2 separate regions of the Homo sapiens genome follow, and region 2 is linked to region 1. Evidence: read pairs that join two places in POLR2A ChIA-PET (ENCODE). Cell type or tissue: MCF 10A. All regions are shown on one strand. Links, peaks and the distances in the headings refer to the core of each region. The heading gives the core; the rest is flanking DNA. Region 1 overlaps LOC124900605 (a long non-coding RNA gene). Region 2 has its middle 71 kb from the start of NABP1.

What was found. Peaks named below come from ENCODE experiments on the same cell type or tissue, not always from the same donor. Only the 100,000 strongest peaks of a DNase experiment are listed, where the experiment ranks them.
Region 2: POLR2A ChIA-PET joins it to region 1 with 5 read pairs; 10 of 35 experiments call an interaction of 5 or more read pairs at or near these places.

What each region holds. Positions count from the first base shown.
Region 1 is chr2:191,695,030-191,697,631 of GRCh38, reverse strand. It overlaps LOC124900605 (a long non-coding RNA gene), which reads right to left. Exons shown (of 3, transcript XR_007088697.1): 3 at 1-2,090. Among named protein-coding and RNA genes, the nearest start is that of NABP1, 18 kb to the right of the region's middle. In MCF 10A, for the core only: no CTCF peak of the experiment used is centred there; a DNase peak (open chromatin) is centred at 1,441.
Region 2 is chr2:191,605,552-191,608,591 of GRCh38, reverse strand. No RefSeq gene overlaps it. Among named protein-coding and RNA genes, the nearest start is that of NABP1, 71 kb to the left of the region's middle. In MCF 10A, for the core only: no CTCF peak of the experiment used is centred there; a DNase peak (open chromatin) is centred at 1,311.

The DNA.
Region 1 (2,602 bases), core at 17-2,516:
GCCACTACGCCCGGCTAATTTTTTGTATTTTTTTAGTAGAGACGGGGTTTCACCGTTTTAGCCGGGATGGTCTCGATCTCCTGACCTCGTGATCCACCCGCCTCGGCCTCCCAAAGTGCTGGGATTACAGGCGTGAGCCACCGCGCCCGGCCTCTTACATGTTTTTTTTAAGCTTTAAAAAAAAAAATACATTTGAAAATATTTTAAAAAGCTTATAGAATGACATAAAGAAAATATTTTTGTACAGCTGTACAATGTGTGTTTTAAGCTAAGTGTTATTACAAGAGTTAAAAACTTAAAAAACATTTAAAAAGTTTAAAAAGTAAGTTACAGTGAGCTAACTCATTATTGAAGAAGAAAATGTTTTTTATAAATTTAGTGTAGCCCAAATGTTCATAAATTCTACAGTAGTGTAGAATAATTTCCTAGGCCTCCACATTCACTCACCACTCACTCACTGACTCATACAGAGCAACTTCCAACCTCTAAGCTCCATTCCTGGTAAGTGCCCTTGCAAGTGTACCATTTTTTGACTTTTATACTGTGTTTTTACTGTACCTTTTCTATGTTTAGATACACAAATGTTTACCATTCTGTTACAATTGCCTACAGTATTCAGTACAGTAACATGCTATACAGGTTTGTAGCTTAGGAGCAATAGACTACATCATATAGCCTAGGTGTGCAGTAGGTATATTCTATGATGTTGGCACAGGGACAAAAGTGCCTAACGGCACCATTTCTCAGAATATATCCCTGTCATTAAGTGACACATCACTGTATAAGTATTTTTTATCTTGATTATAAGTGTGACGTGTGTAAAACATTGACATGGTTCTAAAGTTCTAGCTACAAAACAAAGTAAATTTAGAGAAATCTAACTTCCATCTGTGTCCCCTTGCTTTCTTCTAAAAAATCATTTTAGTGGTTTCTTATTCTTTCATTTTCTAAATAAAAGCAAAATACATATTTATATTCTCCCTTTATTAAATAAGAGGTAGCATACTCTATTAACTATTCTACACCTTGTTTTTTTCACTTAACAATATATCCTAAAGATCATTTTATGAAAGTATACAAATTTCCTACCCCTGTTGGAGCTGCTTAGTATTCCACGGGGTGAATGCACTGTAGTAGGTTCAACCACTCCTGAGTTGGTGGACATCTGAGTCGTTTCCAGTCTTTAACTATTATAGGCAATGCTTCGGTGAACATGTCTTTTCATGTTTGTGCCATTGTATCTTTAGTTTTGTATCAGTTAGCTTTTGCTATGTATAGCACACTGCCTCAGAACTTAATGGCATAAAGCTACAATCATTCATTAGCTCAAGATTCTGTAGGTCAGCAATTTTGGCAGAGCTCAGTGCTGTCCTTCTGTTGTTCTCACTCATGTGACTGAAGTCAGCTGGCAACTCAGCTGGAGCTGGATAGTCTAAGACAGACTCATCCATGTGTCTGGTGTAAGCAGGCTGTGAGCCAAGGTTTCTCAAGTGACCTCTCATCCTCCAGCAGGCTAGCTAGTGATCATTTATGTGGTCTCATGGCAGTCTCAGGGCTCCAAGCACTTCAAGAGAGAGCAAGCTCAATGCCCAAGCACTTTTCAATCTTCTGTGGCCATCAAGTTTGCTATTGTCATTTTGATCATGCAGGACACATGGACAAGCCCACTGTCAGTAGAAAAGAAGAGGACTAACCAAAGACGTGCAAACATATTTCCCTGCTTCCATGGAATGGGTATACCACCGTCTATTTGCAAATCATCTACCATGGAGAGACATTCCTAAACGTGGGCGATATGGTTTGGATATTTGTCTCCTCGAAGTCTCATGTTGAAATATGATCCCCGCTGTTGGAGACGGGGCCTAGGGGGAGGTGTTTGGGTCTAGGTAGTGGATCCCTCGTGAATGGTTTGGCACTTTCTCAGTAGCAATGCGTTCACATGAGAACTGGTTGCTTAAAAGAGCCTGGTATCTCTCTTGCTTCCTCTCGTCATGTAATATGCTGGCTCCTCTTCTCTTCCACCAAGACCAAAAGCTTCCTGGGCCTCATCAGAAGCTGAGCAGATGCTAACAGCCCTGCTTGTATACAGCCTGAAGAACCATGAAAAAAAATACCTCCTTTCTTTATAAATTACCCAGCCTCAGATTTTTTTATAGCAATATGAAAGGAATAATATAGCAGGATTGCTGGGTCACAAGGCAAATTTAAATGTAAAATTGCCAAATTCCCCTATAACAGAGATTATACAGTTTTGCATTTCCTCCATCAGTGAATGTTCCTATTCCAATAGTGTTACCAAGAGAATATTTTCTTTTTTGAGACAGAGTTACACTCTCGTCGCCCAGGTTGGAGTGCAGAGGTGCAATCTCGGCTCACTGCAACCTCCACCTCCCAGGTTCAAGCAATTCTCCTGCCTCAGCCTCCCAAGTAGCTGGGATTACAGGTGCGCACCATTATGCCCAGTAAATTTTTGTATTTTTAGTAGAGACGGGGTTTCACCATGTTGGCCAGGCTGGTCTTGAATGCCTGACCTCAGGTGATCCACCCACCTTGGCCTCTCAAAGCGCTGGGATTACAGGCATGAGCCACCACACCTGGCCAA
Region 2 (3,040 bases), core at 215-2,714, 89 kb after region 1:
CAACGAAATGTGACCTAGTTGTTCAGCAGCACTATTGGCTTCACTAAAGCGGTTTTGTTCCTTCTCTCAGGTATTATACAAGCGTTCAGAGCCAGTGTGTTGTTTTCTGTGCTCCCCTTCCCCTCTGCTACAACTCCAGACAGACAGAGGCTTCATGTCAGCCTGAGTTCTAGTGAATCTGTAATTGAGTGGAGCCAAAGCCCACCAACAATGTACATGCAGCGTGAGCTACACCTTCGTTATTATAAGCTGCTGAGATTTGAGAGTTGTTTGTTGCTGTACCATAACTTAGCCTATCCTTACTGGGCTAAAGTCCCTGCTTAACCATTTCCTAACTTTGTGACCTTGGAAAATTTACTTCATTTTTCTGAACTTTAGTTTCTTTATTGGTAAAATAAAGTTGATGTTTAAAATTCCTGGTATATACTCAAAAATGACAATTACTATTTATTAATGCTAAGAATTATAATTCTCACTGCAGTGGTGGAATTTTCTTCTAATTTATCTTCTGAAAGAGGAGTTATATTATATTCCTTTTTACTAAGGCAAAGTTACAGACTCAAAGTCTCAGTATATTCACTGATCATCTGTAGATAGAAAAAAATTCTTCCCCAAGATATGAATCTTAGTACCTTGGAATGCTCTTTTTTTTAAGAAGTAAAAAAGATTAACCCAAAATTTCATACAGGAAAAATGCTTTTTCACGCTCAATACCAAAATGTGATATAGCTATTCAACATTGCAGTTGACTTCACTGGAGTAATTTTGTTCCTTCTCTGAGTTATCTGTTATTGAAGATAGTCAAGCACAGATATTGAAATAGATTATTTTTCCATTCCATTGTGAAAACCTTTGTGTTTCCTGCACCCCTTCCCATAAAGTGATGAATTCTATAATGTGAGATAGAGAGTGACAGAGAAAGGGATTATAGTCAGAGAAATGCAATTTAAAAGTAAAAATTCCACTTTCTCTTTTAATTGAAATTGTAATTACATTTAGACTTGAATCTAGCTTGGCTTGATTTCATAATCAATAATTATTTTACATTATGCAACACATTTTCTATCTTAAACATCCATCATTGACATCTGATACCTAGTAAATTCTTTCAGATATTGTAGGTTTTATCTTGCTTAGTTTTCTGGTATCCAGTAATTAAGATATGAGACAGTTGTTTGTCCCTTTAGATGAAAAATGTGTGACTGAAAAAATTAGCACAAGCTAAATCATGGTTTAAATGCATTACAGCAGTAGTTCCCACACAATGTTATGCAACAGAACAACCTGGAACTTTACACATACACCCACACACATTCTCTCTCTCTCTTCTGGGCCCTGCCCCAGGATATATGTATTGCAATCTCCCAAAGCAGAACTCAAACATTTTTTTTCCTAAAAAGCTCCTGAGACACCAAGATTTTGGTTTCTAAATACCATTGCCAAGATGGGCACGGTGGGACACACCTGTAATCCCAGCACTTTGGGAGGCTGATGCAGGAGGATTGTTTAAGCCCAGGAGTTCGAGACCAGCCTGGGCAACATAGGGAGACCCAGTGTCTACAAAAAAACAAACAACAACAAAAAAACCACTATTGCCCACTAAAAGAATCCAGTGACTCCTTAGTGAAATAGGGCTGAGGTGGGAAAAACCTGAGCTTAGAACATTTTTTTGTGCCAGAAAGTAAAAAATTCCTCAAAATGATGGAGATCACGTCAAAGGAAACAGAAGCAAGCAGACTCTTGCAGGCCAGGTGTAGCAAAATTTGATCATGAAAATAAAACTAATAATAGGTTATAACCCAGCGAATAAAATAAGAATCAATACGTCTATATTGTTAAGACGAAAGGATGAAGGAAGGAAAGAAGGGAGAGAGAGAAGCTCTTAAAACAGAATGCTAACTAAAAAATTTAGAAGGAATGATGAAATTAGAAAATCAGTTGAATTAGAATTATCAATAAATACTAAAACTAATGGGTGAGAATTGTGATGAGGAATAAAATATTTACATAGTCTTCCCACAAATTACTTTTTAATGCCAAAGAGAAAATAATAACTTCACAGTGAAACAAGCTGGCAGCCACCAAATGTACTCGCTTGAATGGTGACCCCCGAAAGATATGTCCACATATTAATTGCCAGGACCTGGGATGTGACCTTATTTGAAAAAAAAAAAAAAAATGGTGGGGTGGGGGGGATCTTTGCTGATGTAATTAAACTAAGGATCTTGAGATCAGATCAGTTGGGATTACTTGGACGGACTCTAAATCAATGACAAATGTCCTGACAAGAGACAGAAGAGAAGACATGGACAAAGAGAAGGAGGGGACGACCATGCAGAGATGGAGGCAGTGATGAAGTGATGCAGCCACAGGAATGCTGGCAGAAGCTGGGAGGCGCAAAAAGGATTCTCCCCTAGACCCTCCAGAGGGTGTAGGGTCTAGCGACACCTTGATTTTTGGACTTCTGCCCTCCAGACAGTGAGAGAAGAACTTCATACCTTTTTTAAGTGATCCAGTTAGTGATGATTTGTTATGGCAGCCCTAGGAAACTAATATACATCCTAATCAAATGATCAGCGTTAACCTCACCAATAAAGGGATTTACCTTCATCAAGTGGCTCCTGAGGAGATGCACTGAGAGGTTTACAGCATTACTCACTAATGTTTGTGTTAAAATTGCATAACGTGAATCTAATCATGAGGAAATATCAGACAAACTCAAATCAAGAACCATTCTATAAAATAATTAGCCTGTACACTTGAAAAATACTAAGGTTATAAAAAACAATGAAAGGCTAAGAAATTGTTCTAAATTAAAGGCGACTAAAGAGATACAACCATAAAATACCATGTGTATCCTTTATTGAATTGTGGACAGTGACGAAGTAGTCACAAGGGACATTTTGGGATAACTGGCAAAGCTTGAATATGAGCTGTGGATTAGATAATATTGTAGTAATCTTAAATTTCCTGTTTTTGCTAATCCTACTGGGATTATGTATGAGAATGTCCTTGTTCTTAGGAAATAAACACTGAATAT